2 separate regions of the Mus musculus genome follow, and region 1 is linked to region 2. The links are chromatin loops, found by intact Hi-C in ENCODE. Cell type or tissue: left cerebral cortex. All regions are shown on one strand. Each heading gives the region's core, and the rest is flanking DNA. Links, peaks and the distances in the headings are about the cores only.

Region 1 (5,374 bases), core at 286-5,285, 120 kb before region 2:
CATTTGTTTCCTCTCTTCACTGGGTTAGAGTCCCCTGTCCCTAACATGGCACCCAAGCCACGCTGATCAATACGGCACATGGCTGCCTCGTGCAAATCAAATCTGCTCCTACCAGATAAATGAGAACGAAATGAAAACCCGGCCCAGTGCCGTGAAAATGAATCTTTGTGGCTCGGGACACAATTACGAGTGACAGTATCATTGGTGGGTTATGAAGGAGACGGATCTTAAATAACTCAGGAGGGAGCAGAAATTATGTGCTGTTGAAATGTTGTTCGATAACAGAAAGTTCTCCTGTGAGGGGGCCAATGGCAGCATCCACGATGCAGAGATTGGCGAACATTGCTCCGTGCCAGGTATAAAGGAGCAAAGGGACGTTTCTGATTGGTGCATCTCATACGCCATCCCACGCGTGCATACGGAATGGAATTAGCTCATCGTTACCAGTCCACATTTGGGTGCTGCACCCAGACCTGTGTCTTCAAAAATGCATGCACTGTGGTGGAGAGTGCGCTCTGCTTCAGCGGGAAGATCAGACATTTGCTTCATATCCAGAGTCCGTGCGTATTTGGATTAGGACTTTGTCTGGCCACTAGGGCTCCTCCTGATCGCTGCGTTTGATCCCCCTAGCCTCAAGGCTCTGCAGTGAATGCTGACTTTGAGTGAGACAATCTTAGGGCTGGTGAGTAGACAACGGTGCCGCTGCGTGAATTCTGGAAGATCATAAATGCTTAGAAATATCCTTACTTAGAGCAAAGAAGGTTCTAGAAGGTGTGGTCATTCAATCCAAGCAGACACCCGTGAGTGTCCGTTAACCCCCAACCTTGGGTAATGGGTAGATCCAAGGTCCTGGGGCCCAATTATGTGACTTGTTTACATTCACTAAGGTTCGGGGTTGAAAGCACACAGAGTTCTGCACGGCTCTCAGTGCTGTGGTCAAGCACCCAAGCACACAGGTAGGCCTGTGTATGTGTTCTTTAGAGTTTAATAGCATTTAAAATGTAGGAAAGCGTAAGTTTAGACTCAGGGTCCAACTTAAGATTAGGGCAGAAATGAGACATCTGCATCTCACTCTTTAGTTATCTGTTAAAACAGCGGACCCCAGAAATTGGAGTTTCCCCAGGAGTCTCTTGATGGGAGACACAAGGGGCTGATGCCTGGTGCCAGCCAGAGGAGAAGCTTGTCTTCTGGCTGACAATCCGTCAGACCACCTCGCAGGAGAGACCAGGACCAAGACATTGATGGGTGATGGACAGGACCCTGTCCAGGCCAATCTGCTTATTTGGCTTCCGTTTAAACTTAAACCTCATGCTAGTGCCCCTAAGGTGGACCTGGGATGAGGGAGGTGGTCGCCGGGCCTCTTTGTTATCCTTTCCAATGTGGCCGCATTTAATAAATCCCCTCCCCCTCTCAGACTTTAGCTTCTCCTTGGCAGTTTCATTGCCATGTTGAGGGTGAGAAGCTGAATCTGGCTTGCCGAGGGGCTTCCAGGGCTCAAACTCTGACCTTAGGCACTCCAGAGACACTGAGATGACGAACAAGGACCCCGCTTGACACACCGTGGCTTCATTCCTGGGCCCTTGAAATACTCTGTCCCAGTTAGTAGGATTTTTGGGAAGAATTTTCCAGCTCCTGAAACATTTCTGAAAATCAAAATACAAGGAAAAAAAAAGAGCCTTTTCTTTTTTAGAAACCGTGATTTGAGTGTGAGGCAAATGGTATTTCCAAGGCAGGCAGGGAGCAACCGGGGAAAGTTTCCTCTCTTAAACACCCACTCGAAAATCAAGATACAGGGAAACATCACGGGTACCAGAGCAAGCTTGCGTTTAGTGTTTAGCTTTGTATTCAGTGAACACAGGGAGGACAAATGGAAGCAGGGCTCTGCTCAGCAGAGCTGGTATTTTAATGACCATTTTTCCCCCCTATTCTATATTTGCCGTAATCTGGGCAAGCGGGTACACAAATAACCACAATTTGTAAATTGCGCCTGACATATTTTCTGCTCTTTGAATTCCGTGAGTGCCTGCAGTATAATTAGAAATAAGCAATCTTTTACATCAGTAATAGGAAAAGGGACGTGGTTTCTGCATGCAAATAAGACGTTACCTAAACAGAAAATTACAGCTGCAAAGCGGACTGTCGTCACCAAGGAAGAAAGGGGACTGTTGAAGGCGGTGGGGACGGCTGCCAGCTTTGCAAGCTGACATCTTCCTCTGATGTCTGCTCACCTGCTGAGTTGCACAGGTGGACAGAAGAGGCTCAGATGATGCAAGACCCTAAGGAGAAATGCATTGGGCTTCCCTGGTGGGCCTAGACAGTGGGCTGAACAGACCCACCTAATATACAGGTCCTCAGCCTAATATACAGTTCTCTGTGTGTGTGTGTGTGTGTGTGTGTGTGTGTGTGTGTGTGTGTGTGTGTGCGTGCGCGCGTGCGTGCGTGTGTGCGCGTGTGTGCGTATGTGGAAGCCAGAGGTCAACCTCAGGTATCATTCCTCAGGAGCTGTCCATCTTGATCAATCTTTTTTGTGTATATATGCATATGTGATGTGGTGTGTGTGTGTGTGTGTGTGTGCGCGCGCGCGTGCGCGAGCGTGTGTGTTCATAAAGGTGCTTGTGTATGTATATTTGCATGCATGTGGAGGCTAGAGGCTGATGTCTGGTATCTTCCACTATTCTCTCTGTCCTGTCTTTTGAGGCTGAATCTCTCACTGAACCCAGAGCTCACTGACTGAGTGGACCTGGACTGGCCAGCAAGTTCTTGGGGATCTACCTGTCTCCATCCCCTGTGTTACAGGGTTATGGGCATATGTGACTCACCTAGCTCTTATGTGGGTGCCAGGAATCTGAATCCATAGGATTATATGGTAGTCACTTTACTCAATGGAGCCATCTCCCTACCCATTAATTTAAAATTTTAATATATATATATATATATATATATATATATATATATATACATACATACATATATGTGTGTGTATATATTATGTATGTATGCATGCATATATATATATATACATATGTGCGTGTGTTATATAATGTGCATGAGTATTTTGCCCATATGTATACCACGTATGATCAGTGCCCATAGAGGCCAGCAGAGGGCATCAGATCTCTTGGACCTAGAGTTACACGTGTCTGTAGGCTTCCATGCAGATGCTGAGAGCTGCACCCAGGTCCTCTATGAGAGCAACAGATGCTCTGAAGCACTGGGCCATCTTTCAGTCCCTACCTTTACCTTGTTTCGGGTGAGAGGGCCTCTTACTGGCCTAGAACTCACTAAGAAGGCAGTGCCAGCCAATCAGTGAACATCAGGGACCTGCCTGACTTGGTCTCTTCTGTGATGGGGATTGCATGTTGCCATACCTAGCTTTTGAATATTGATCATACTCAGATTCCCATGCTGGGACAGCAAGCCCTTTAACCACTGAGCCGTCCTCCCAGCTCTGCTCAGCCCCTCCCCACATGGGTCCATATTGGAAAAGGAAGGAAGAGTTTTCAATGGTCTGACCCTTTTTTAATTTCAATTAAGTTTGTTTGTGTCATTCATTCTTTCATTCATTCATTCATTCCTGCAATGAGTGATTCTTTTCTGTGACCTAAACTACTGAGCTGCTGTTCAGATAAGACATTCAGTTCTATGGGGGGGAGCTTTTGAGCAGAGACCTGAATGATATAAGGGAGGTTGTCAGGAGAATGTCTTCAGAGAGAGTGTGGGGGTCAGAGGGAGCACCCCACAGAGAAGGACCTCAGACTCAAAACGCATCAGTGAGACAGCCAGACCTGAGAGATGGTTGATGTATCTAAGGGATAATCAACACGCCAGTGTCTGCCACCTGGGGGCTATGAGTAGACAGAAAAGAAAGTAGGAGAAGATTCCAGAAGAGCAGACAGCAGCATGGCCAGGGAGGATGTTGGGATGTCAGGAGAGGCTGGTCTCCTGGGAGCCACAGGGGAGGTGTGTTCAGAGTCTGTGGCAGAGGACTTAATAGACAGCTGCCGTGCAGAGAGAGTGTGTGCGCAGTGAGATCTGGGGAGGGACCAATGGGTTAGGCTGGCTGGAGACTGCTGTTGACCCTGGCTAGAGTATCCACGGTGGGATGGTGATGGGGAAAAGCTAGTTAGAGTGGGTCAGAGAGAGAATGAGAGATTTGAAAGTGAAGACAAGGGAAGTAGGAGGCTCTACCAGGGAGTGTCTGTTGGAAGGACACTGGGAGGACAGAGCAATGGCGGCTGTGACACTCATGGGAGGACAGAGCAATGGTCTCTGTGACACTCATGGGAGGACAGAGCAAGAGGATGACAACAGAACTATGATCTCATAGAACTGAGCCACAGGAATGAGAGGGACTGAGAAATCGGTGACCGGAGAACTGCGGGGGCAGCATAGTTGGGAGGCAAAAGATGTGGACAGAATAGGAACATCCCTTGTGTATTCGATGGGAGGCAAAGTACATGGGAGTGGATGATGTTTTCTTTCCATTTTTCAATTACGTAAGGAATATAAGCCATCAACTATGAGGAAGGTGACCTTGGGGACTAGGCACCTTTGGCAATTGGAGGCTGCCCTTCTCGGGGGGTCTTACAGAAGCACTCTGCAGCCCAGCGAGACTTCAAGCTGGGGCTGACATCCTGGTGCAGTGTTTTCCTCAAGACCATCCACTTCCTTAGAGACCGGTGCAGCTTAGGTGGAGAGCTGACATTAGCCAGGCACATGGGGAAGGATGTGTGGTTTTTAACAAGGGACCACTGCTGCGTACGATGGGGAACGAGAAGGAAGAGATGGTGAGAGCCCAAAAGTGGTCGACTGGTCCCCATGGGAACAAAGAGTCATAAGTCTGGAGAGTCATTGGGAAGGAATTGGGAATGCGAAAGGCCAGGCTGATATGAGAGATGATTCGAGTTTAGATGTGGGGGTTGGTTTTGTTGTAACAATGTCAGTGGGGTGTAGTGTACAATGTAGTGCTCCCTTAATCCTAGCACTGTGGAGGCAGAGGTAGGTGGATCTCTCTGAATTGGAGTCCAGCCTGGTCTACAAAGCAAGGTGCAGGCCACCCAGGGATGCCAGAGCTTGTGTAGTCAGACCCTGTCTTCAGTATATCAATCAATAATCCATAAATCAATAATGACTTTGGGGCTAACCGGCTTAATGAGAAGGACAATGCCGTTGGAAGTGAGACAGGAACAGAACACAAGCATTAGATAGCTTAGCCCCGTGGAGACTGACAGCGCACTAAGTGTGCTTCACTTATCAAAGATGTGACCCTTTAGCCAGAAGTGGTAGACAGATGTTAACAACAACAACAACACAGCCATGATTGAACTATTTCTGGCCTTGGGATGGACTCACAGCGTCATAGACCCAGCACTTC
Region 2 (5,374 bases), core at 66-5,065:
GGTTTCTGTTGCTTCCGGACAGCTGGTCTGGTCTCTGTCTTTTTACAGATCTTCTCCCCTCAGCTTCCATCTTTGCAGCTCCCAGAGAAGAGGAAGCTGAGCTTTTCTTACTTATGCTGTCAGGGAGGGGCCTAGTGAATCTGGTCAGTTTCAGGGACTTCCTGCAGCTATTTTGAGTTGTGTACCTTCCTGTTTCAGGTGCTTCCTTGCCAGGTAGGAATATTTCAGTCTCCAAGGAAACCGTTAAACAGCCCCACCTTTCCATTTTGAGACAGTCTTATTTGTCTTTGTCACTGCATACACTGGGCTAGCCTGCCCACACACTTCCAGGATTGTGCCATCTCCATCTCCCATCCCGCCAAAGTCATGCTGGGATTAGGAGTGTGCTACTATGTCTGGCTGTATGTGTGCTCTGAGGCCTCAAACCTCCATCTTCAATGATTGTCCCACCCGAGTGCCCCTCCCCCGCCCCAGCCCTCTTTCCAGCCCCGGAGCCATGTCCTTTTGAAGCACACATGCTTGATTGATGCCGTGCCACAGACTCATTATCGTCCAGGCCATTATCATCCAGGCCGCATGCTCAGACTTCAGCGTGATGCGGTCGATCATCATTAACAGAAGCAGCAGACAACATAATTTGTGAGTGGGCATTTAAGCCAGAAGCAGCATTAAAATCAGCATAATCTAGGCTACAGGGGAGCGATGGAAACCAGACCATCTAAGAAAACTCAGAACAGGGCGGACTTTTTACATTTGGCCTGTAAAGGTCAGCCAAGCATAAGGGCAGTCAGCCGGGGATGGCGGTGCTGATGGTGGTGCGGATGGCGGTACGGATGGCGGTGCTGAATACCCAGGAAGCCCCCAATGTGTTCTCAAGGCGGATGGACAGTGGCTATCAAGACAGACTCCCCTAGTGCTCAGGAGGGAAGCTGAAAGGGTTCCTGGGAGGCAGGTTGAAGAGAAAGCACATCCTCCACACAGTGGCCTGTCTCCACCCAGCCTGGTGCAGACTCAGGACAGGGCTCCAGAGGTGCTGGACAAAGCCACCTGGCTAAACTGGGATGGCTTGGGAAGGTGGGAAGGGGACGCTGGAGCCGTGGGACGGATTCCACCACAGAGCAAAGTGTTTGCTGACCTCGAGTACGAACTTCAGTAACCCTGAGGAGAGGAGGAAAGGACGGAGCCCTGCTGGAGAGAAGAAAAAGGAAATCTCAGAGAGATGAATGCAGACCACGAGTGTTCTTAGTTTAGGAGAACAGTTGAAGATCAGGTGGCAGGGAGCCACAGGTGATTCACGTGACAGTGATGGAAGAAAGAGGGAGGAGCTGCTATGAGTGTGTGTGTGTGTGTGTGTGTGTGTGTGTGTGTGTGTGTGTGTGTGTGAGAGAGAGAGAGAGAGAGACTATTCCGCACAGGCAGACAGCTACCCTACAACAGAGATTGCAAAAGGTCTGCCCCTCTCTGAGGATGCTGGCAGTTCCCAGCCACCCACTCCAGGAAGCAACTGATGTTCCACAGAGTTCTGTGTTGCGGATCCAGATGTGTTGCGGATCCAGATGCCAGATGCCACTGAAGATAGATTTGTTATGTGTGTGTGGGTGGGGTGCTGGGGGTGCAGGAGTCCTGGGGTCAATTTCGGGTTACCGGGCTTGACCTCAAGCACCTACTGAGCCACCTCACGTCCCTCAATCCAGCTTTTACTTGATTCTGGCTTCCAGTGCGCTCGCTATAGTCCGGGGGAATGTGAATATAGACACAGCTAACCAAGTCTGGCCCTGCACTAATTTCTATAAATGGAGGTTTTCTTGAGACACACGTTCGCCAATCTTTTCACATGCTGTCTCTGGCTCCTTGGCTACAATGACTGAGTGAAGAGTTGACGTAGACTTCTAAAGGCTGAAAATACTCTCTGACTTTTTACATAAAGTTCATGGACTTAGACATAGTGGACACAGCCCATAGCTTTTACCCAAGTTCACTGCTGAGCCCTCACTGTCTCTCCGTGACCTCATGGGTACTATTTGCAATGCATCTCAGAGGGAGGGAGTCTCACCTCTCTCCAGCAATGTTAACCACCACCACCAACAGAGAAGAGAGAGGTAAATATTATCAAAAAGGCACTCTCATTCCTCTCAGCAGTTCAGTTAAGACAAGAGACATAGGCAGAAAGCAGCCAGCCTAGAACTGGTGTGTCACTACTGCCACCAGGTGTCTACAGGCTGCTACTGCACCTCAGTGTCCTACTGGATCAGTGGCAGGGATCAAAAATCAGCGCCCAGGGGGCATGTGGTGGCATAGACCTATAATCCCATCCTTTGGGAAACTGAGGTAGGAGGATTTATATAAGTTCAAGATCAGGTGGGTCACATCACATGTAAATTATCAGATGAGCTAGGTACCTCGCCAAATTAGGTCTCAAAAGGGGGGAGGGAAGATTGGCCAAGGATACAGCTCAGTTGATAGACTGTGTGTCTAGCATGCACAGGGTCCCGGGATTAATCACCAGCATGGAGTAAAGCAGGCATGGTGGGCCGCATCTGTAAATCCCAGCACTTAAGAAGAGAGAAGGTGAATTTAGTGCTGTCCTCAGCTGTATAGTGAGTTTGAAGCTAGCCTAAGACACATGAGAGAGACACTGTCTTAAAAAAAAAAAAAAAACCAAACCCAAAACCTGTCCTCTGAGTAAGGAAGAGTCAGCCAGGCATGAGCAGTCTGTGGGCCAAGGGAAACACGTCTTAGCTTAGTGTTGCTTTCTGATCTGGTCCCTCCGTGGTTTCTTTTGGCTCCAACCACAAAGAAATGCCGAAGCCCGTATGTCCTTGGGGAGTCGGATGATTAAAGTGGTTTTCCTTTTCAGAAGTATCATTAAGAGGAGACCACACCTCTCAGCCCTCACTTCAAGGTACACATAACTCGAACCAGAAGGGAGAGCGAGTGAAGCAATCTTATGCTTAGACGTTGTGCTTTGCACCCCGTTTCCAGCTTTGGCGAGGGGGTGTTTATAGCCTGGACCGATGGCTCCGACCGGTGTCCGGCTGCAGGGCTGTGCAGAACGGGCAGTGCTGGCTGCAGATCGGACAACCCACAAACGGGCCTCCCCTGGTTCCCTGCACTTCGTGCTGCATGCCCCGGCCGGCTGCTGGTGCCCAGTGTTCAGACACTTAATCAAGGATGTCTGCTGGGTTAACCACCACTTTCAGACCAAGTCTGTGCCTGTTCCAAGTCTGCATCTGATAGCAGATCAAAGAGTAGAGACCATAAACGACATACATCTTTCGAGCTATAAAACACAGGCGTTGCTATATGACCAATCATGGGATGTGGGGGTCAGAACACACTCGTGGAGTAGCGATGGCTTTGTTTTCCTGTCTCACCGAGCTTCTGAGGAGCAGCCTGTGATAGCTGCTCCCAGCAAGAATCCACAGAGTGCGTGCTTGCCTCTATGGGCACCAAGTTCACCTGCCTTTTAGGGACATTCCAGGGAGACCCTCCCTGTCCCCGGGTTGTTGCTGTGGAGCTCCCCCTGCCCTCTGTCTTAGCCTCTCTGGAAACCTTCTCTAGGCTGAGGTATAGCTGGTGAGTTAGCAAGAGGGTGTGCAGGCAAAAGTGCGATGCCTTTTACCCTGCCGGCCCCTCTCCTCACCACAGCCCTTCACTCGACTCCCCTGCTGCAGGCCTTTATCTGCACCCAAAGATCTTGTCCTCCGTTTCACCTAAGCGAGCCAGCCTTTCTCCCATGTAGCTGTCCTCTAGGGAGATCTAGAGTGGTCCACCCACAATCCTCTTCCCACAGTTTTCCCTTCCAGGCCACTGGCATTGGAGAACGGCCCACAGCGCCACCATGTGGTAGTCTGGCTTCAAGACTCACTATGAGGCAATGGGGGAGAAAGGCTTCAAAAAGGCCAGTGAGGTGCGTCTCTGAGTTGCCTCACCTCGAGAGGCTTAAATAGAACTTCTCTAAATTGGTGTTGGGCTACATTTACTCTCTCCATAAAGCTAAAGTCTATCTGTCTATTAATCTTTTCTATCTTTATCTTCTATTTATCTCCTTCTGTAGGAGTTGGTAAACATTCCCTAGATGTTTTGCAAAAGTCGTGTTTATCTCCCCGCTATCTGGCTCTCAGCATTTCCCACCTCGTTTACCTCATCACAAAGTAGATTCATCATCCTTACTCCTTCTTTCCAAGAATTAAAATAGAGCATTTGGGTGATCCTCTGCAAAGAGACCAATAGAGCAGGAAGCTGTAACAATCAACGAGGTGTGGGGAGGCCAACCGCAGAGGCCCCTGTTTGCTATTGTGGGTTATTGTACGTCACGTTTAGTGTTGTAGTAACTTTAGTAAGATTCATTTATCTTATTTTGTCTGTATGAGCGTTTTGCCTGTTTGTGCACCATCCCCACAGAGGTCAGAAACAGAGTCATGGATGGCTGTGAACTGCTGTAAGGTTGCTGGGAATTGAACCGAGATCCTTTGTAAAAGAAGTCAGTGCTCTTAGCTGCTGAAGCCCTACCCCCAATATATTTTTCAAGAACTGGGTATGACCTGATGTCTTAGTTAGGGCTTTACTGCTGTGAACTGACAAGTCTTGTCAGTATGAGTATTTGGTCAGGGAAAGGGGCACCATGACCAAGTCAACTCTTATAAGGACAACATTTAATTGGGGCTGGCTTACAGGTTCAGAGATTCAGTCCATTATCATCAAGGCAGCAACATGGCAGTATCCAGGCAGGCACGGTGCAGGAGGAGCTGAGAGTTCTACATCTTCATCTGAAGGCTGCTAGCAGAATCCTGGCTTCCAGGCAGCTGGAAAGAGGGTCTTAAAGCTCACACCCACAGTGACACATCTACTCCAACAGGGCCACACCTTCTAATAGTGCACTCCCTGGGCTGAGAATATGCAAACATCTGACTTGTCCACAGTTAAGAGGGTTCTTTCTCACGGACCATCTCAGAAAATAAGGCATGAGGTTACTCACGCATCTTCATGGCATCCCTGTGATTCCCTAGGCTCCCTCTTTTTTGGGGGAGAACTGATTGGGCTGTAAGTGGTCTCCAGAGACAAGCTTGCTTCTGATGTCTTGCTCCGAAACCCACTAGCAACTTCAGAAGAGACAGCCCTGTGCCCAGAGAGTCTTTCTTTTGCTTCCCTTATTACCTGGACTAGATTCCAGACCCCTCTGATCTCACCTCACTGTCTCAAAACAAGGAGGCTACCGAGACCCCCACCCCCACCCTGTTTGCCCTAAGCAGCTAGCAGCCGCTTCTCCCTCCCCCCATCAGCAGCACAAGGGGCTCTTTATGCTCACCCCTTCTTCCTCCACTGTTGCTTCAGCCGCCCCCACCCATGTCCCTGGCGACAGGGGCCGGACATC

The links. Hi-C counts contacts between places; a loop is a spot of excess contacts. Peaks named below come from ENCODE experiments on the same cell type or tissue, not always from the same donor. Only the 100,000 strongest peaks of a DNase experiment are listed, where the experiment ranks them.
Region 1: a loop joins it to region 2, with 5 times the contacts of the local background. A loop is called at or near these places in 13 of 42 quality-filtered maps.

Annotation. Positions count from the first base shown.
Region 1 is chr11:113,415,885-113,421,258 of GRCm38, reverse strand. The region is part of intron 5 of Slc39a11 (solute carrier family 39 (metal ion transporter), member 11); the gene reads left to right. Among named protein-coding and RNA genes, the nearest start is that of Gm42094, 24 kb to the right of the region's middle. In left cerebral cortex, for the core only: a CTCF peak has its summit at 3,139 (motif pointing right); DNase peaks (open chromatin) are centred at 491, 1,791, 2,073 and 3,246; H3K27ac peaks cover 1,091 bases.
Region 2 is chr11:113,294,818-113,300,191 of GRCm38, reverse strand. The region is part of intron 7 of Slc39a11 (solute carrier family 39 (metal ion transporter), member 11); the gene reads left to right. Among named protein-coding and RNA genes, the nearest start is that of Gm51927, 11 kb to the left of the region's middle. In left cerebral cortex, for the core only: CTCF peaks have their summits at 2,217 and 3,848 (motif pointing left); DNase peaks (open chromatin) are centred at 1,252, 1,526, 2,202 and 3,828.